Linked DNA regions of Homo sapiens: region 2 is linked to region 1. A link is an interaction called in ENCODE POLR2A ChIA-PET data of the cell type or tissue named here. Cell type or tissue: OCI-LY7. All regions are shown on one strand. Links, peaks and the distances in the headings refer to the core of each region. The heading gives the core; the rest is flanking DNA. Region 1 overlaps DUSP22 (dual specificity phosphatase 22). Region 2 overlaps LINC03066 (long intergenic non-protein coding RNA 3066).

What was found. ChIA-PET counts read pairs that join two places held together with the same protein. Peaks named below come from ENCODE experiments on the same cell type or tissue, not always from the same donor. Only the 100,000 strongest peaks of a DNase experiment are listed, where the experiment ranks them.
Region 2: POLR2A ChIA-PET joins it to region 1 with 5 read pairs; 4 of 35 experiments call an interaction of 5 or more read pairs at or near these places.

The regions. Positions count from the first base shown.
Region 1 is chr6:324,556-335,209 of GRCh38, reverse strand. It overlaps DUSP22 (dual specificity phosphatase 22), which reads right to left. Exons shown (of 7, transcript NM_001286555.3): 4 at 47-96. Among named protein-coding and RNA genes, the nearest start is that of DUSP22, 37 kb to the right of the region's middle. RefSeq lists enhancers at 2,782-2,951, 2,972-3,051, 3,532-3,641, 4,468-5,667, 6,427-6,486 and 1 more. In OCI-LY7, for the core only: a CTCF peak has its summit at 4,963; DNase peaks (open chromatin) are centred at 4,989, 6,049 and 6,869; H3K4me3 peaks cover 2,318 bases; H3K27ac peaks cover 4,000 bases.
Region 2 is chr6:189,004-199,657 of GRCh38, reverse strand. It overlaps LINC03066 (long intergenic non-protein coding RNA 3066), which reads left to right. Exons shown (of 8, transcript NR_126020.1): 2 at 1,149-1,493; 3 at 10,009-10,182. Among named protein-coding and RNA genes, the nearest start is that of LINC03066, 11 kb to the left of the region's middle. RefSeq lists enhancers at 5,624-5,693, 10,290-10,349. In OCI-LY7, for the core only: no CTCF peak of the experiment used is centred there; a DNase peak (open chromatin) is centred at 5,447; H3K4me3 peaks cover 878 bases; H3K27ac peaks cover 1,525 bases.

The DNA.
Region 1 (10,654 bases), core at 4,447-8,446:
TCATTTTTTTAAATGTCTCCAAATAATACAGAAATAAGAAACTTACAGGTTTTGAGATGGTGAATCCGCTGCTGGGATGCACAGGTATTTAACTCCCTGCAGAATAATAAAAAGTAAATACATAAAAATAAAAACATGAAACTCAGTGGAGAAAAGTATTTAAGGAACTATTTACACAGGTCAAAAAATAAAAAAATAAAAAGGAGAAGTTTTTCACTCATCTTTTGTTGCCAAGGAACTGCAGAAAAACTAATTAAAGTTCCTGGTTATTTTCCGTGACCATGCGTACAAATAATCCTGCTTTGGTTTGCAAACAGCCTGTAGGTTTAGGCAAAATTCAAAGGGCACATCAAAAAAGTGAAATAGTTGAGTACTTTTCAGTAAGTTTCAACTACTTTCAAAACCAGCATCTCAGATGTTAGTTTATATATTCCAAATTTTTTATATATTTCATTTAGGATTCTGAATGTTCAAAAAGGAAGCACTGTTCGTAAGTAAAAACCTTAACAAGAGTGAAAACTATAATGTCACATTACAGCTTTCTACATCAATTTTAGTACCATGACAGCTACAATTTCACTGACGCACCAATACGAGCTTTACCCTGGGGATAATTTGTTTTATTTTGCTTGCTTTTCAGGACAATAAAGGTTTATATATCAAACAAAAATACTTTTTTCTTTTTTAAAGAATGGCCAAATTTGAAAAAAATAAACTTCATATACTCCTCTATAAAACTCAGAAAAAGGTTTATGTAAATCCATGCTACAACAGGCATGCTAAATGTGAGATTTATTTAAAAAAAAAAATGGCTGTTTCTCTTTCGGAGGGACTGAAAGAATGTTTCAAAAGCTCTGTCAAGTAGAAACACAAAACATAAAAATCTGATATTCTCTTTGTAAGAGATTATGGCCTGATGAAGAATTAGATGAATCATTTTTAAATTATTCCTCTCTTAATTGCCTAATCTCACAGAATCTTGCCACCGTGTCACAGACAATGTTAGGGGTACACATCAGACACTGGAGAAGTAGCCAACCTTGGAGAATAAAAGCACAGAGGCAGAAGAGGGACACAGACAACCTCAGGTTCTCAGAAGATGGAGTTACAACGCAACGCATCTTCAGTAATTAGTCACAAATAATTTCTGCATTTTTAATTAAACTTTTACCATTAACTCCTATTGTTAGGAATTTCTGTGCTGTATTTGCCAATAGGGACAACTAAATGTGTAGCTGCCCCTAATCCTTCCACACCTCCTACACATTTTAATAGCCCCTGACATTGTGAGTCCTACTTTTCCAATACAGGCACCAGACACACTTCATGTCCCAACCTCCCTCGCGATTAGGGACTCCCCACCTGGCCCTCAGGAGTCGGATCGGCAGCTACTGAGTGGGATCCGGGAAGCACACGTGGGCTTCGTGGGCGCAGGGCGGGGGCAGAGCACATGCTCTTTGCGGGGCAGGTGGGGCAGGGGTGGGCTGGCTCGGGGCAAAGTGGGCGCTGAGCTTGGGGCCAGTTTTCTGGGGATCACTCCTGAACTTCAGCCTAAAACCTGTTCTCCATCTATTCTGAGGGAACCATGAGCTTTCAGTCTCTCTTAGTAAAAGCTGTTTCCTGCTGAAACTGAGTCAGAGCAGGATCTGTTCACTGCAACTAACACCTAAGTGAGAGAATTCCCTCTTGCCTCATCCACAATGATGAGGGGTCAGAAAAACATCTTTCCCCTCACAGTTTCTGTATGCTTTGAATCAAAAACGTTTTCTCCCTCACAGTTTCTGTACATTTTGTTTCCAGCTTTAAATCAATCTTTACACCTTCCAATAAAGGCCCTTTTGGGTCTTGAAGGAGATGAACTTTATTGCTGTTTATCCACATGGGAACATCTCACTTAAGACCAAATGGGCTTCAACCATGCCAAGGGTTAATTTAGAATCTGCTGGTGGAAGAGGAAAGTGAGGCAGCAGCTTCTCCCTCCTTTGCCTTCACTTTGTTATCCCCAGTTGCCTCCTCCTGTCTCTGTCCTCATTTCTCCTGGGCTTGTGGGCTGTGCTCTGCTGGGAACACTGAAAGTATCTTCAAACCTAGAGTGGTATTACAGCTCGGACTTCAAGGGAAAACAAACGGAAAAGGAAGTATTATTGTTAAAAGTAATTTCAGTCCTTTCCTTCGTGGAGGCCAAACAAGCTTGTTGGTATAGATGCACATACATTGATCACCTCCTGCAGCCACCATTGAAATGACTCATTCACTTCTTTCCTTTTACTCTTAAGTGAGAGTTGGCAGTCGATCAGTCCAGAAGCTTGTGAAATCCTTTCCTCCCACACTCTCCCTCCACGCTCCTTGGAGACCAGCACCTCCAGACAGACCAGAAGGAGCCTCAAGTTCCCACCTTCCCTTCTAGTGCCATCTTCAGTGTCAGCGACTTCCATCTGGCAAGGAAGCTTAAGACGAGATGGAAATGCCGGCGTCCCCCAGATGTTGACTGACAGCCACTTTATTCCAGCAGAATCTAAAATCAGCCTAGTCTATATATCAAGAGGAAAGAAAAAAAAAAAAAAAGAAGGACAGGAAGAGAATGGACAGAGGGTCTGCTGAATAGCTCTTTGCTGGCTATAAATACCAGCCGTGGGACTGGACAGTATTGTGCTTCCTATGGGCAGTCTCCATGTGTGGTTGTGTTCCCCTTTGTGGCACCCGATGAGCAAAAGGACCAACTCAGGCTGGTCCCATGAGGCAGGAGCACCTTGTCAGGTGGGCACGAGAATCTACCCACAGGAAGACGGCAAAGGCTATCTCTCCATCTGGGAACCACCAGGATGAGGAGGCAGCTCTTGGCCATGCTGGCCCCTGCCCACAGTCGCTGGGGTGGGCGTGTGGAGCTGCAGCCTCCCATCTGTGAATCCTCTGAAGAGGAACAAAATGGCTCCCAACCACAATTTGGGGACCACCTGCTGCTAAGGCAGGACAGATAAAAATAGAAAACCTGAGTCAAGATTATATTCTGTTGAAGACAGAATGACAACAGCAATGATAACAAGCTTCCCTGCAAGGGTGCCCGGCACACAGCAGGCACTCACTGAAATGTCTGCAGAGTGATGAGACAGAGGATGAGAACAATGAACACAAAGATCACACTGCCAGATGAGTGCAAGGAAAGAAAAATACTGTAAAGCACCATCATTTGTGCCAGTGACCACGAAACGAGAGCTGGGCTTCAGCCCACACCATGCAAACAGCAAGCCACCCACACATGCTCAAGGGACACCAGCGTCCCTCCTGGCCACTGCAACAGGACGCAGCTGAGAGCCAGTCGGCGTGATCCACAATAAGAATATGCAAACTCAGTCAAGGAAGGAGTCAAAACTGTCAAAAAGGTTCAGCTGCTCGCCACCTAAGAACATCTATTTATCTTGGTTTAGTTATTAACAAAGCATGAAAAGTCTCTCCCAAGCCACAGACTACAGAATTTGAGTTACCTTAGAACAGCTTCAGATACCTGCACATGTGTACAATTCATGACAGTTAATTACTAATTCAGAAAGCAGCATGAGTCCCCCAGTGCCACAAGAAAGCTGGCCCACTTAAAAGTATCCTAGTACTAATGAATAAGTTCTGCAAATGTTTTAATGTGATGTGGAATAGATGGTTTCACCAAATAGGTCCTCAAGACAGGACCACTCTCCGGTTTTGAAGTTTACAGAAATAGAAATAAAGGACAGGATAAGTTTAGATAAATTATGGAAAGTATAACAAACTTGGAGGTTAAAAAAAAAGCAATAAAAATTCTAGAACAATCTGAAAAATTTGTAAGTAATGAAGATAACAGCAATGTTTCCATTAGTACAGTGTTTGCTGTAAGGTATTCACTCCCTCATACTACCTCTAATATTTGAAAAAGTAAAGATAAAATGGGTTGTCTTCCTGTAGCAATAAAAGTCTCACTAAATAAATAAGAATTCAGCACTTTCCACGATGTTCCAAAACAGTGGATTGGTGGAAAGCCAATTAACATCACAGTTTTATGAGGCTATTAAACGTCAAGTTACGGTGCTTCAATCTCGAGTACACTGAAATACAAAAACAAGCTCAGTTAAGAAAAATGGGCTCTGTGTTTGCTTCAAGACCGTCATGATTTCTATGAGGACAAAGAAAGAGCAGCGATGATGGCATTTTAAGTGGCGTAACATGACGAAGTGAGTACCAGGAGAGGAAAAGGGGGAAGAAGTAAGGAACAGTCTCTACCTGTGTTGAGGGGACCAGGTGTACACCGTATATTACTAACGCCAAGCAGCATGTATAAAACAATTAGTATAGAACAACCGGTATAAAACCACGTGATGTAAAAATTTGGAAGATGCTGCAAAGAGGCAGGAGAGATGGGGGATCTGCTAAGGACAGCTTTCTAGTGAAGGTTTTGTGTTTAGGTTTTGAAAGAAACAACAGACGTCACTTGGAGGAGAAGAAAGTTCAGAAGGTTTTCCAGCGGCTCTTCAAACCAGAGCTTAGAGCTGCCTGAGTCCATCTTCTCAAAAGTTCTAAATACTTTTCAGTTTTCTGTTTCAACAAGTATAGTAACCACCAAAAGTAAGGTTTTTACCTTTCTTTGGGCCTGAAACTAAAGATTACACTTAAAACGATACGGAGGCAGGTCCCTGAAAAGCAGGGCCAAGGTTCTGATTTCACGACTGGTAAAGAAAGAGATCAAACTCTCGCTTGTTTCAAGCATGATTTCTAACATTCACTGTTCTTTTCTTTCTGAGGCGTTGTAAGAAGGAGAGTCTTCTCAAGAGCCCAGCTGACATTCTGCTTTGCACAAGGAAGATAAACCCTTCAGAAGCCATGTCTCTCTCCTCTCAAAGCCAACAGAAACCAGTTACAGGACAGAACTGGATCCCTGCAGGAGCCTCTTCAAAACACAAGGAGGGGGAGAGCAAGTTCCTAAGGGCCAGGATCAGGAAACCACGCAATGGAAACGTCATTTTGGCTGCTAATAAACATGTCACCACTAGAAGCCCCGGTTTCTCATCTCAGCCTGTGCGGCAGCAGTGACGGTATGGTGAGCCCAGGGGGGTCCTCCTCCAGCAATGGTGTCTGTTATTTGAAAATGAGTCCCATGAGGGAGGTGCCGGGTGCCCTGCTTCACCGGCCTGTGTGGCCCCTGTACACACACTCTGTATTCACACTGACCCTCCACCACAATTAACAACTGAGCGAAACCAGCCAGCGAACTCTCAAGAGCGACTTTCACCACATTCCCAGAAGCCTGACCCTGAAAAAAAAAAAAAGAATTAAAAGCCAAATTTAAATTTGAACCACTCCTCCCCTGATCAGAAGCAAGGTCACAGCTTGTAACACTATGATGAGAAACACACACAGCAGAAGACTCTCTCATTGGAGACAGCCTCTCTCTATACTATTTTGTGGTAAAATACACATAAGATTTATCATCGTAGGCTGGGCATGGTGGCTCATGCCTGCAATCCCAGCACTTTGGGAGGGCAAGGCAGGTGAGCCACGAGGTCAGGAGTTCGAGACCAGCCTGGCCAACATGGTAAAACCCCGTCTCTACTAAAAAATACAAAAATTAGCCAGGCGTGGTGGCATGCACTTGTAATCCCAGCTACTCAGGAGGCTGAGGCAGGAGAATCGCTTGAACCCAGGAGGTGGAGGTTGCAGTGAGCCGAGATCACACCACTGCACTCCAGTCTGGGATATAGCGAGACTCTGTCTCAAAAAAAAGCAAAGATTTACCATCGTAACCATTTAAGGCGTACAGTTCAGTGGCCTTAAGTACATTCACACTGTTGTGCAGCCATCACCTCACCCGTCTCCAGGACTTTTTCATTCTCCTAAAGTAAAACTCTGCACCTATTAAGTAATAACTCCTCATTCCTCGCAGCCCTTGACAACCACCTTTCACCTTTCTATCTCTATGAATCTGACTGCTGCACTTTCATATAAACCTGACAGCAAGCAAACTGTGAAAACCGTCTGGCCACACTCTTGAAGATCGTAGACCCAGGAGATGGCAATCAGGAACCTGAAATTGCTTTTTGAGGCACCCTGCAGGTTTGATGAGCTGTCTCCTCTTTGCAAGGTGTCTTTATTCCACAGAAAGCATAAGAGAATGCTCATTTACGTGTGTGGCAGCCCAGCTCGGTGCGTGGCACATGCATTTTGATTATTTCTCCTCCAGGTATGACTTTCACATAGCCCATAACATTTGTAGAAATTATGTAAGGTTAAAGGGAAAAAGCAGAATTCGAAATCCCATCCCAAGGAAGATTACACCTGGAAAAACTTACGTATGCCTATGGACTAAGTACTGGAAGTCAACACAAAAAATAGGCAAGGTCCAGCAGACAAGACCTCTCCTCTCTTTTTTGTTTGCATCACAGCAAAAGTCCCAAATAAATTACTGCAGAAAGCCGCCACGGCAGATAAATATGCTCCATTAGTTAGGCTGCATTATTCATGTTTTAAGTCCAGGTTCTAAACTGAAGATGTATTTTCTTAAAGCACCCATTTGCCACTGATTCTTCCTGCATCAGCTAAATTTAGGAAACCGTACTACAAATAATAACTTCCAAGAACTCTGTGGTACTGATGGGGCGGGGAGGGAGCAGGAGGTCAGAGTGGAGAGACAAGATTTAGCCTCTGGTTTGATACTGTGAGACAACATGCAAATGAGAAACCTCCAACACCTGTGACTTCTTTCAGGTTAGTCAAAAACCGACATGCATTTGACTTGTCAGATCAACAGATGAGAACTCAAAAGCTTATTTTTGTTCAAGATATTTCAGTGCAAGGCTAAAGTGGGCACGGTCAGAATGTTGGATTTCCTCCAGCCAGTACGGGCTGGGTTATGGGAAGGCAGTGAGGGAGATTCACTCTAGCTCCGTCTCACCACTGAAAGCCCTACCGGGTGCTTTCAGTTCAGCTGCAGGACTTGCTGATGTACACAATTGTGACTCATGAAAACTGGGCCAGTTTCAGCAGTCACTTGGGACCAAGGCATTCCGTGGTATTACTTAATGAAGGTGAAGCCTGAACAACCCATCTCAAAAAACTGCCATGAGTGAAAGCTGCTGCTTAGAAATCAGCAGCAGATATTCTAGGAGTGTTCTCTGTACGTATCACCAGGGAAAAATTTATCTCTTACAAACATTATCTGATCACACATCTCAGCTGCTGAAAAATATTCAGTGGCTCCTCTCTGTCTGCAAAGTAGAGAAGACCCATTTTCACAGTGCTTCAGCATCTGTCCACAACCCCCTTCCTGACCTCACATCCATGATCTCTCCCTCCTACCACCCCTCGCTCCTCAAACTCCAGCAACCCTGGGCTGCTGTTAGTCTCCCCACATGTTCTGTGCTTCCCTGCTCCCGGCCATCCTGCCAAGTCCCTGTGGTTTTCTCTCTCTGGAATAGGCTTTCTGCGTGGCTCTTCTCAGTAAAACCTCCCTGACATACCCACCAGGCTCTCTGTGGAGCCTTCCCTCACCTCCTCGGCCTCCCCCTTAGCAGACTTCAGCCCCACGCTGGGCCCCCACACCACCAGCAGCACACAGGCGCATGGCCCTGGCACAGAGGACTGGCACTGCGTGTGAAGGGCCAGTCTCTCTCACTAGACCCCAGATTCCTCGAACTCCCACGGCTGTGGTCATCATCTATCAGTCTCCTGGCACCTCTCTCCTGTAAACGGTTCCAAATGAAGAAAGGAATGCATGAGGAGGGACATGCCATTTCAGAATTTTAAACATGTGGCCACCAACCCAATGCGCCCTGACAGCACTGCTCCCAGGCTGGCCACGGCACCTGCAGGTAGCCCTGGAGTCACCGTCCAGTGCGGGCCGGCCTCCACCTTCACTCTCCTCCAGCTGTAAATGGGGCTCTGCTGGACGTGGTGAGTGCACGCTCCCACACAGAAAACCATGACAGGCAAAGACAAGGCAAAGATGCTGGGCATTTCTGGGGCTGCATTAAACTGGGGGCTACCCAGCCCCAAGATTCAGACCTGGCTGGGCTCCTGGAAGCTCTTAGTTTCCTCTCAGTAATGCTCCTGCTGCCCAACAGCGAAGCCCAGGGTGGGTGAACTAGGGCCCATGTTCACGGGGCACAGCTGTGCCCACTGATTCACGTATTGTCTGTGGCCCCTCACCTCATGGTGGAGGCTACAGTAGCTGCAGCAGAAGTCCCCAAAGCCCCAAATATTCCCTGGGCCTTGACAGCCAAAGCGTGCCAAGCCTCGGTCTAGACAGTCCCATTGCACAAAGTCATTCTGATGGTGACAGCTTGTTTTGCACATCCCATTTGTCTTCTCCATTTAAATGACATCTGATACAGCACACCACCTTCTTAGAATTGCAGCATTCTTAATCTGCAGCTGTGCTCAATTCTCCTTTGCTCTGATGCAGAGAGGGACAGAAGGATTTCCCTTGAACACAGGACTTTAAACAAGGAAAGTCAATGTGACATGTGAAAAATACTAAGTGCAGTGCCAGAACACAGTAGATGCTCAATAAATGGTAGTAGACAGGATTTGCCAGTGACTCTCCCTCAAGGGCAATCCCATCTGCATAATTACCAGCAGATACAGCACTGCACACACCAGGACGCAGAAGCCCAGGGCAGATGACTCTCCAGGCACCAGCAGATACAGCACTGCACACACCAGGACGCGGAAGCCCAGGGCAGATGACTCTCCAGGCACCCGCAGATACAGCATTGCAGACACCAGGACGCAGAAGCCCAGGGCAGATGACTCCAGGCACCAGCAGATACAGCACTGCACACACCAGGACGCGGAAGCCCAGGGCAGATGACTCCAGGCACCAGCAGATACAGCACTGCACACACCAGAACGCAGAAGCCCAGGGCAGATGACTCTCCAGACACCAGCAGATACAGCACTGCACACACCAGGACGCAGAAGCCCAGGGAAGATGACTCCAGGCACCAGCAGATACAGCATTGCACACACCAGGACGCAGAAGCCCAGGGCAGATGACTCTCCAGGCACCAGCAGATACAGCACTGCACACACCAGGACACAGAAGCCGAGGGAAGACGACTCTCCAGGCACCAGCAGATACAGCATTGCACACACCAGGACGGGGAAGCCCAGGGCAGATGACTCTCCAGGCACCAGCAGATACAGCACTGCACACACCAGAACGCAGAAGCCCAGGGCAGATGACTCTCCAGGCACCAGCAGATACAGCATTGCACACACCAGGACGCAGAAGCCCAGCGCAGATGACTCTCCAGGCACCAGCAGATACAGCACTGCACACACCAGGACGCAGAAGCCCAGGGAAGATGACTCCAGACACCAGCAGATACAGCATTGCACACACCAGGACGCGGAAGCCCAGGGCAGATGACTCTCCAGGCACCAGCAGATACAGCACTGCACACACCAGAACGCAGAAGCCCAGGGCAGATGACTCTCCAGGCACCAGCAGGTACAGCACTGCACACACGAGGATGCGGAAGCCCAGGGCAGATGACTCCAGGCACCAGCAGGTACAGCACTGCACACACGAGGATGCAGAAGCCCAGGGCAGATGACTCCAGGCACCAGCAGATACAGCATTGCACACACCAGGATGCAGAAGCCCAGGGCAGATGACTCTCCAGGCACCCGCAGATACAGCATTGCACACACCAGGACGCGGAAGCCCAGGGCAGATGACTCTCCAGGCACCAGCAGATACAGCACTGCACACACCAGGATACGGAAGCCCAGGGCAGATGACTCTCCAGGCACCAGCAGGTACAGCACTGCACACACCAGGACGCAGAAGCCCAGGGCAGATGACTCCAGGCACCAGCAGATACAGCACTGCACACACCAGGATGCAGAAGCCCAGGGCAGATGACTCTCCAGGCACCCGCAGATACAGCATTGCACACACCAGGACGCGGAAGCCCAGGGCAGATGACTCTCCAGGCACCAGCAGATATAGCACTGCACACACCAGGACGCGGAAGCCCAGGGCAGATGACTCTCCAGGCACCAGCAGATACAGCACTGCACACACCAGGACGCAGAAGCCCAGGGCAGATGACTCTCTAGGCACCAGCAGGTACAGCACTGCACACACGAGGATGCGGAAGCCCAGGGCAGATGACTCTCCAGGCACCAGCAGGGAGAGGGCCACACTGCTCTTCAAGCTGTGTGCTGTACCTATCTCCCTGAGCCAGCCTCCCCTTCCCGGCAGGATGCGGCAGCCTGCCTTAAACACAGCTCCCTCCTTAGGGAGGCACGAAGCGCTGCTGGGAACACTGTGCCTGTTTTGCAGTTGGCTAAGCCAGTGAGCTCTCGGAGCCCCTCGCTGGTGATGGAATGGGTCCCTCAGCTGCAGATGGGTTACAGGCTTTGTAGACTGCCGCTTGTCTTCAGGCTTGGACACAATCTGCAGCATCTAGGAAGCCCTTTCTAAACAGCACGGATGATCCCTCCAGCCGAACACCACATCCTCCCTCTGGGATCATACTCTAGAAGCTGTTTTGAGAAAGAGGCAAACACTGACCCAGAGCAGGGTGCTGCCCTCCAGGGCTGGCCAGTTCTGCATGGGCAGGGCTGAGGCTCAAGACACGCAAAGGCTGGACGTGGTGAGTGCCACGGGAGCTCAGGGCAGAAA
Region 2 (10,654 bases), core at 3,033-7,032, 130 kb after region 1:
AGTGTACTGTATTTTAATGACATAGGGGCCAGGAAGGTATAGGATCAGCTGTGTGAATAGTTCATAGTTCATCGCCTTAGACTGTTCAGTCTTTTGAGGTTTTTTTTGAGACAGTCTTGCTCTGTCGCCCAGGCTGAAGTGCAGTGGCACGATCTTGGCTCACTGCTGCATCCTCCACCTCCTGGGTTCAAGTTATTCTCCTGTCTCAGCCTCCTGAGTAGCTGGGATTACAGGCACGCACCACCATGCCCAGCTAATTTTTGTATTTTTAGTAGAGACAGGGTCTTACCATGTTGGCCAGGCTGGTCTTGAACTCCTGACCTCAGATGATCCACCCACCTCGGCCTCCCAAAGTGCTGGGATTACAGGCATGAGCCACCACGCCTGGCCACTTTTTTAGTTCTTATGCCTAATCTTTAAAAATTGTTTTTATGTAGGTCCTCACTTTCAGCTGCCTCCTTTTTCCCCCTAAATTCAGCATTTGCATCTCTAGCAGCCTTCTTTTTAATTATCTTCCACTGGCGTTTGGCTAGTCAGCAGGAATCTTGAGCTTGCTAGAACCGTGCACACAGTAAATAGATTCTGAGTGAAGGCAGGACTGGCTGAGGAGCAGTGTCCACACTTTGTTCCATCTATTTTTCTTTTTTCTTTTCCTTTTTTCTTTTTGAGACAGTCTTGCTCTGTTACCAGGTTGGAGGGCAGTGGTGGGATCTCGGTTCACTGCAACATCCACCTCCTGGGTTCAAGCAATTCTGCCTCAGCCTCCTGAGTAGCTGGGACTACAGGCACGCGCCACCACACCCAGCTAATTTTTGTATTTTTAGTAGAGACGGAGTTTCACCATGTTGGCTAGGATGGCCTCAATCTCTTGACCTCGTGATCCACCCACCTCAGCCTCCCAAAGTGCTGGGATTACAGGCATGAGCCACCACACCGGGCCCTGTTGCATCTATTTTTCTATTCAAAGCTCTTTTACTCCTGAATTTGTAACTGAGTTTCAAATACTTGAAATTGCCACTTAACATCCTCCCTGAAATTTTTTTTTTGTAGGCCATTCCAATTCATTATATTAACAATTTCTGACACATGTTTGTGAGTTCTGTGTGATACCATTACCTTTTCCATGTTTTGAACTTCCCCCTTTCTAGAGAGATGAGCTTCAGGGGCTGCTGGATGTACTCCACCTGGAAGCAGAGGCCGAGGACCCCTCCTCCTGGACTAGGGCTCACCTCGCCTCCTGACTGTATTCTGCCTGTGTTCTCCTCCAGTCCCACCCTTATTTCTCTTTGTCTAAATGGCAAACTCCCTTTAAGCAAGAATTCATGGCGTCTCCACATTCGGCCCTCAAGAAACTTTTATTGAGTTGAACTAAAACCAGGCATGTCTTAAGTGTTCATGGCTGATAATGCGGGATCCTTCAACGCTGGAAACGCCCAGATGGTAACGAGAGTTCTGATAGTGCCGGATCCTTCGACGCTGGAAACGCCCAGATGGTAACGAGAGTTCTGCATGGTCTCAACTTTCTTTCTTTTTTCTTTTTTGTTTTTGAGACACAGTTTTGTTCTTGTTGCCCAGGCTGGAGTGCAATAGTGCAATCTCGGCTCACTACAACCTCCACCTCCCCGGTTCAAGTGATTCTCCTGCCTCAGCCTCCTGAGTAGCTGAGATTACAGGCACCTGCCACCATGCCTGGCTAAGTGTTATATTTTTAGTAGACACAGGGTTTCACCATGTTGGCCAGGCTGGTCTTAAATTCCTGACCTCAGGTAATCCACCCGCCTTGGCCTCTCAAAGTGCTGGGATTACAAGCATGAGCCAATGTATCTGCCCTTCAACTTTCTAAAAAGCTCAAAAGGAGCCCTATCTCATTTATCATGAAATGACCCTACAGCTTACTTTCTTTGGCTTTCATTCTTTATATATTTTTCTCTATGTGAGAAAAAGAGCAAACCCGCAGCTATGCAAGGGGACAGGCCCACAGGCTCGTTTGTGAGGAAGAAGGCTGCTCACTAGGCCCCTGGGGTAAATGGGTGCTGGAGCCTTGCAGGGGGGATGGAATCACATCCTGTCGGGGCTCAAATGTGGGAGGCCCATGCCAGACCCTGGCCCAAGGACATTTATGTGTGACCCTGATGGACAAATGCAGATTGCTTGGTAGATGAATCCCACCAAGATGGAGGCCCCTGCAGGGTTTTTTGAGTATGTTTTTGGGTTTTCTTTTTGTTGTTGTTGTTGTTAATGAGCAACTTTGGGGGTTTTACAAAGAATAAAGATAAATAAGAGGAGGGCCCATTACCTGGTTCTTCTCATGACTAAGATCAAACATCGTCTAAACAGAAGCCTGATGTGTGGAATGTGTGAGAAAAAAACCTGAGTTCATCGCTTCAATAAAACACCAAGGCCAGGCACAGTCGTTCATGCTTGTAATCCCAGCACTTTGGGAAGCTGAGGCAGGCAGATCACCTTTGGTCAGGAGCTCGAGACCAGTCTGGCCAACATGGTGAAACCCCGTCTCTGTTAAAAATACAAAAATTAGCCAGGTGTGGTGGTAGGCACCTGTAGTCCCAGCTACTCAAGAGGCTGAGACAGGAGAATCACTGGAACCTGGGAGATGGAGTTTGCAGTGAGTTGAGATCGTGCCACTGCACTCTAACCTGGGCAACAGAGCGGGACTCCGTCTCAAAAAAAAAAAAGCACCCTAATTGAACTAATTGAACTACAGAACCAACAAAAAGTCATACCATCTCATCTCATCTTATCCATCCTCACATCCATCCACCCATCCAATCATCCGTCCATCTACCCATTCACCCATCCACCCTTCCATCTATCCATCCATCCATTTGTCCATCAATCCATGTATTCATCCATCTATCCTCCCATGCATCCATCCATCCATGCATTCATCCATGTATTCATCCATCTATCCTCCCATGCATCCATCCATCCATCCATGCATTCATCCATCCATTCTCCCATCCATCCACCGATCTTATTCATCCATATATCATATCCATCCATCCATCCATCCATCCATCCATCCATCCATCCAACCATCCACCAATCCATTCATCCACCCACCAATCTACCTATTCACCCTTCCATTTTATCCATCCATCTATCCATACATTATTCATTCATTCACTGACATTCAATACATTTTTATTTCATGCCTGTGGGATGCCAGGCATTGTGCTTGATATTTGGAATACAGAAGAAAATGAAAATGAAACAGATGTGGCCCAGCTCCTGCCCTCTTGGAGTAAATCTTACATTCAGGATAAACTGAGACAGGAAATATAGATCAAGTGATGTCCTAGGACACACAGAGGAGTAGAACTGGTCTGACTTAACCTTGGCAGCCCATGCTTATGAGAGGCTAAATATATCTCAGTGCTCCCTGGACTCCGGTCAAAGCACTCCCTCCCTCTCAGGCCTCTCCTCCAGAAGGAAGTCAGATGACCATTTCCTATCATGAATTCAGCAGTGTCAGCCCACTTACATCCAGGGCATGATTTTTTATGTCATAATAAGCCTAAAGGGTGGAATTCAAAATACTTTTGTTTATCACAATTCATGTGGTTTGGGGTTTTCTTAAATAAGACAGTGACAGGCACAGATACAGACATCGCAGGGTGTTGTGGTTCTGGAAAACACGTGCAATGGGGCCAAGGGAAAAGACAGCTCCTCTTGAAGTCAGAGGTGACTCATGAAGCACAGCTCTCTTTTTGTTTTCAGGATTCTGTGAGGTCCATGACTTTCCAACAGTTCTGAGTTTTGTCACTGCAGAAGGGCCCATGCTCTTTATCCCAAGGCCACCCCATGGGAGAGATGGGCTGGACTGCCAAGTGTGTTTCTGGATTCCTACTCATGGAGGCCAGGTTCTTTATGCAGCCTCTGCCTTACAGCGCTCCTCTAGATCAGAGCTCAGAGGATGGCCTGGCACAGTCAGCATCAGTGAAGGGGCAGGAGGAACATTAACGACCTGGAAAAATGCAATGCTAAGTGGCAAAAAGCTGGTTACAGACACAACTTATACAGCATGACATGATTTGATATGAATGGAACACTACAAAGACAAATACCCATTCCTAACAGCTGCGATGTTTTCTTCTCCAGCTCTGTAGTTTATATTGTATCTTTAGGTCTGTAATCCAGCTTGAATTATCTTTGGTATCAGGTATGAGGTACCTGCTGAGTTCATCTCCTTTTGCATGTGGATCTACAATTGCCCAGCACCATCTGCTGAACAGACTCCCCTTTCTCCATCAAATTGTTTATGCACCTGCGCTAAAAGTCAATACACCATATTGGTATGGGCTGTTTCTGGACTCTTTTCTAACCCACTGATCTATTTGTCTATGTTTAGGTGAATACCACATGGTCTTTTTTACTGTAGCTTTATAGTCATCCTTGAAATCAGGCAGCATGCGTCCTCCAACTTTATTCTTCTAATCTATTTATTTCAGTTTTGCTAAAATATTTCAGACATCCGGTATTTGCAGATAGTATGACATTTCCTAATTGTCCCTAACAACATTGACATTCATTCCTTCTTGTCCTCTAATTCTCGGCCCCTCTTCGTGTTTCTAGGAACGATTATCTCTCTAACGTTCCTTGTTCCTCTTTCCCATTGAGACCCTGACCGCCCTTATAGAAGGAAGCAATACACAAAACAAAGCACCATCAACCATTATCCAGGGCCAGTGGATCGCTTCTCCTCCCACGCCAGCCATCCGAGAAAGGCTCAGCTATGCATCTGCCCCACACATCACAGAGCAAGAGTGTGGTTCTGGTAATCTGTGGGTGTTTTTTTTTTTTTTTGAGACAGAGTCTCGCTCTGTCACCCAGGCGGGAGTGCAGTGGCACGATCTCAGTTCACTGCAACCTCTGCCTCCCAGGTTCAAGCAATTCTCCTGCCTCAGCCTCCCGAGTAGCTGGGATTACATGTGTGCGTCACCACGCCTGGCTAATTTTTATATTTTTAGTAGAGATGGGGTTTCGCCATATTGATTAGGCTGGTCTTAAACTCCTGACCTCATGTGATCCACCTGCCTCGGCCTCCCAAAGTGCTGGGATTACAGGCATGAGCCATCGCGCCCGACCATCTGTGGGTTTTAATTTCACTACAACAAAGTCGCTGGGCAGTTGTGTATTTGCTGGTATTTTGTTCTTTTGTGAAATTAAGTACGTTAGAATTTAGGAAATCAAATCTCAATTTTATCTCTGAGTTGCTTTCTGATCTTGAACATCTTCTCTCAGTATCCAACTCACTGTTCTTATGAGAGTTATACATCCTCTGAATCCTGGCTTTTAGATAATAAGGTGCAACATAGTACCCCAAAAATATCTGATAAATGACACATACCCGGTAATATGACTGTGGCTTTAGAAAAAAAAAAAAAGCACAACACTGTAGTTAATCACAGGGTCTATTTCCGGTGTCACAGTGAGTCTCACAGGACAAACACATCAAACTAGGTCCCTAAAAATGTCAAGAAAACCCACATATCAGCCTAAGAGGATGATCAGAAGTATGCTGAATCATGTTGCAGCTAAAAAGGACCGGGGGAATTTTCTCAGCCTTGTTAATCTGCTCAAGAGGCTTAAAGTAAGATGAGAAAAATGAAACAGAGAAGAGCTGGAGGAAGGAAAACCCAGCAGATGTGTATTCAGGAAGTTACCTTTTGAAACGTGCGAGGTGCTCCTCTGAGTGGCCAAGGATCTGGAAGACTGATTATAACGTTCTAGGGAAATGGACTCTGTGCGTGGGAGTCCCTTGTCAGTGGGAATGCCCCAAGGTGCACACTTAACACTCAAAAGGTAGCAATTACCAGCACAGTTGTGTAATCCTTCCACCCCCAGAGCTCTCAGACAGTCATGTGTCTCAGGATTCAGGTCCTGCAGTAACTACGGCTTAACAAATCATCATTGGTGATATCTCTGGAGTATTTAGTACATTCCAGGCACCAAAGCACATGTATTAATTCATTTAATCCTCACACACAACCCTAAAATATGGCTATTACTACTATTCCCATATTACAGATGAAGAAACCAAGGCCCAGAATTTTGCCAAGGTCACCCAGCTAGAAAATGACTATGCTCAGACTTGAGTTAAGCAGCCTGGCTCTAAAACCAGAGCAAACAACCCTGATGCCATCCTGCCACCATCTCTCCTAGTCTTCAGCCATCCTTCATTATAAAAGCATCAGATTCTGTACACACACACACGACACACACATACACACATGACACACATACACACACGACACACACGTGACACACATACACACGACACATACACACAACACACACATACACATGACACACACGTGACACACACATACACACACACAGTAGTGTTCCTTGGCTACACAGTTCATTGGTTCATTTGGTCAGCACTGTCTCCCAGTGATTGTCGAGTTCCCCCCCATTCTATGTGACCACCACCATCCCACCCTACCGAGAACAGTGAGATTGATGCTCACCTTGAGTCCTTGGGTCCTGAGGTCTGTCTTTTCTTCCTCCTAGCAAACTCACTTCCCCTGTCTTTCTCTGAATCCTACTTCCTTGTGTTCAGCTGCGGACCTGTGCTCATTGGGCCACTTTTTTTTTTTTATTTTCCCTGACAGAGTCTTGCTGTCACGCAGGCTGGAGTGCAGTGGCACGATCTTGGATCACTGCAACCTCCGACTCCCTGCTTCAAGCTATTCTTCTGCCTCAGCCTCCCAAGTAGCTGGGATTACAGGCATGTGCCACCATGCCCAGCTAATTTTTGTATTTTTAGTAGAGACGGGGTTTCACCATGTTGGCCAGGATGGTCTTGATCTCCTGACCTCGTTATCCGCCTGCCTTGGCCTCCCAGAGTGCTGGGATTACAGGCGTGAGCCATGGCACCCGGCCTGGGCCACTTTTCTCCCAGCCCCTGTCCTGGCCTCAAAGCGCTGGCTCCCAACCCCACATGACTCTCACTTACTTAGCTGCAGGAGACGTCACTTGTTTCAAGCAGGAGGTGAGCTCTGGAGTTCAAGTTTCTTCCCAAGAACATTTTTATTGTTCCATATAACACAAATACAGAGCCCATTTGCCAAATGCTCACTCGATAGGTTATTCTAAGGGAACATCCCAGGCCCCTTTCCAGAGGAAGGCAGGGCGCTTCCGGGAGGAAGGGTGTTGTGGGAATCCCACTGGAAGAGGCTGCGGGAAAGCCCGGGTGTGACTGGGCCTCCCTCAGCAGACGGTTTAGGTTGAGCAGTGAGTTCCTCCACATGTGGGGTCTGGGGCTGGCTTCGTGGGGTGACACCCAGGCTGTCCCTGCACTCAGAAGGGCCCACGCTTGCTCTGCTGTCACTGGATTGACATTCTTAGTCATTTTTGAACCATGGATCCCTCATTTTCATCTTGCAATGGGGCCTGCAAATCCTGTAGCTGGTCCTGGCCAGGCGTGTCTCCTGGAGCTGACTGGCTGGAGGCTGGTCCTCCACCCATGCTGGTCTTTGAGCTGGCCGATGCTGGTGATGTGGACCTTCAATACTTGTATGAACCATCCGTCACACAAGTACAGGTCTCGGTGAGTTCCTCATGCAGGGACAGCCCTGTACCTTCCTGCTGCCCTCTGCCCAGGCCCCAGCGGCAACAGCTCCTGTGGCTTCTCCAGCCCCAGCACGCAATCCGGGGCTTCATTATGAGCCAAGTGAGGCCAGCACCCCTCTGTCTTCTGGGGACTTCAAATCGCTTTGCATTTTCACTTCAAGGCAGCATCTCTGGGCCACCAAGGGCTGCAGGTGTCCAAGCAGAAATGGCCTCTGTCTGAGGCTGCTGCAGACGGTACTTGTACAGACAACAACCTCTGACCTTGAGGTCACCCTTTGGCCAATGACCTTCCATTGCTAAAGGAAATCAGGAAGCTCATAGGTTATGGTGCTCCTGAGCCAGTTTTCACACCACACTGCACTCTGGCTGGGGCTAAGTCCTTGCCCTCCCGCGGCACTTTGAGACAATGAATCATTCCCTTGTTGGGTGGGGAGGCACAGGTGGGTCCCTATCCAGGGATCATGACCAAACACACCCAGGCACCTGATGGCTGCCCCCAGCCCTCCCTGAAGAGCTCAATCACTCCTGTGGAGGTGGAGCTCAACAACACAACACTTCTCTGAAAAGAACTTTGGGCCTCAGGGCATGAGGGGGGTGTGTGATGTCATGGGGGCTTCTGGGCCCCTTTTCTGTTCTAGTGAACCAGAGAAGGTGATTGTGGCATCTCAGACCCCCAAGGAAGGGGGAGGCAGGGTGCAGCCACACAAACAAACAGTGAGCAAGTTCCCTGCGGGTTCAGAGCCCTGGCCTTGGCACCATCATTCACTCTGTAATCATTGAGTTGGTCCCCAGATCTTCCGCTGATTCAACGCTCATGTATTAACCTCCTGTCCATCTCAGTCGTGTGCTGGGCGAGGACCAGGACACAGGGAAGCCCAGTCACAGCCCCGAGGCACGAGACAGCAAAATCACTAAGCACAGAGCTATCAGGCCTCTGTTGCAGCGCTGGTAAAGCTCTAAGAAAGCACAGTTAAGCATCAGGAGGGTGTCACTGAAGAAGGGAGACTTAGGTTGAACTCCAGCTGGGACTCAGATGTGAGCAGTTGCCATGAGGCTCCTGAGAACTGTCTAGCTCCTGAGTGTGGTTCCCTCCCAGGTAGGACGGGAGGGGTTCAGGGGAGGCAGAGGCTTCTGACTTGCCTTCCACAGTGCTAGGGAGCCAATGTCTGTCCTTGAGCAACCATAGCAATGTAACAAAACTGGTTCTTTATGGTTTGGGGACTGCAGCACTTTGCAGAGGATTGGCTGGGGAAAGACAGGTCAGTAGACAGAGGCCCCCTGGAGGTGAAGGTGCAGGCTGGGGAGTGGGCGTGGGAGATACAGGGAGGCTTGGCTAAGGCTGGCATTAGGGAGCAGGAAGACACAAAGCTCTGTCTCAGGCTTCTTGCTTGGGTGTTGTTCTGGGTTGAATCCTGATTCTCTTTTCCTCGAAAAAGAAAGTTTCTATGTTGAAGTTCAAAGCAGTTCTTGAAAATGTGACCTTATTTGGAGACAGTGTCTTTACAGAAGTAATCAAGTAAAAATGAAGCGTTAGGGTGGGCCTTAATCCAATATGACTGGTGTCCTTACGGAAAGGAGAAATTTGGAGACATGGACACACACGGAGAACATGTGAAGATGAAGGCAGAGATGGCAAACACAAAGATGGCTAGCAAACCACTAGAAGCCCTCAGAGGCTCCAACTCCGCCAGCACCTTGCTCGCAAACTTCTTGCCTCCAGAACCGTGAAAGTATAAAGTTTCCGAGATCTTAGGCCCCCTGGTTTGTGGTTCTTTACAGCTCTGACAAACACACACAGATGCCTATGAAAGGGTGATGGCCTCAGAGGGCTAGGGGCTGGGGAAGCCAGCCGGTTTGAAGAAGAGAGCTTGTGTGGGGTGGGACCTGCTGAGGAGGGGTCCAGCTTGGAATGTGGGAGTTGTCAGGAACCCCTGATTGGAGCCAAGGAACCTCCTGGCACAAAGCAGTGAGTTACCAGTCTCAGGGGACACTTAAAATTGGAGCTGGCAAGGGGAAGGATTAACAAAGGTGGCAGAAAACAGTCACAGAGGTAGGACAGGGCAGAAAAAAAAACAAAAAAAACAGTCACAGAAGCAACGAGAAGAAACTGTTGAGAGGGTTGAAACCCTGGGGACAAAGCAAGTGGGAGCAGGCCGCCCCGTTGCTGTTGAACGCCCCGGGAGTTCCAGTCCAACCGGGAGGTTTGCCTCCCCACTCCGAAGGAGAGGGGGCTGCCCAGGGGGAAAGGACTGGCCTTCAGAGTGAAAGGAGATTTTCAGCTATTTGTTATTTTGGCCATTGTCCTAGGGCAGGGGCCGTTTCTGAAGTTTTATGTGGAGACTGAATTTAAATCCAGCCACTGAGCTGAAGAGAACAAGATGTACTTTTTTGCTTTCTCTCTTTTACTCTTAGAAACTTCATGATGATCAACCACACCTCACATTTGCTTCATTCAGTCTATGGACCAGGAAGAATTTTCTGTGACACATTCAGGTTCTTACTCATTTACAGAGTCACAGATCTGTCAGCCTGGGAACCGGCCCCCAAATGGAAGACCTAGGCAGTTCTGATGGGTCCATCTGCAAGGTATGTTTTGCAAAGGGCCCCTTTACGTTGAATTCCCTTTCCCTGAAACATGGCAGGGGAGGAAGAAGACACACACAAAAACCCTGTGTTCTGAAATAACAGGAATTCAGTGACAGGCCTCAGAGGCTTGTTGTGTCCTTCAAAAGTCATCCTCAGAGGTAGGGCCATGTCAATGTGAGAATCTGTATTCAAATGAGGAAGCCACCTTACCCATGAGGGCCCTTGTGCTGAATTTTATGGAAAGATCTGGAAGTGTTGCCCACACTCAGGTACTATTAGCAAGTGTGGGGTTCATCCGTACATCAAATAAGGGAAGCTGATGTAGAGATGAACCCGTGCCTGCTGATTGGTAGGATTCGGATCTGCAGGATTATATGTGTGACGCTTAGGAGTTGGGTACAACTTTGTTAAAACAGAAACATTTTCTCACCACACCAAAGAGGCTGTGGCAAGGCCTGCTTCTCCCACAATC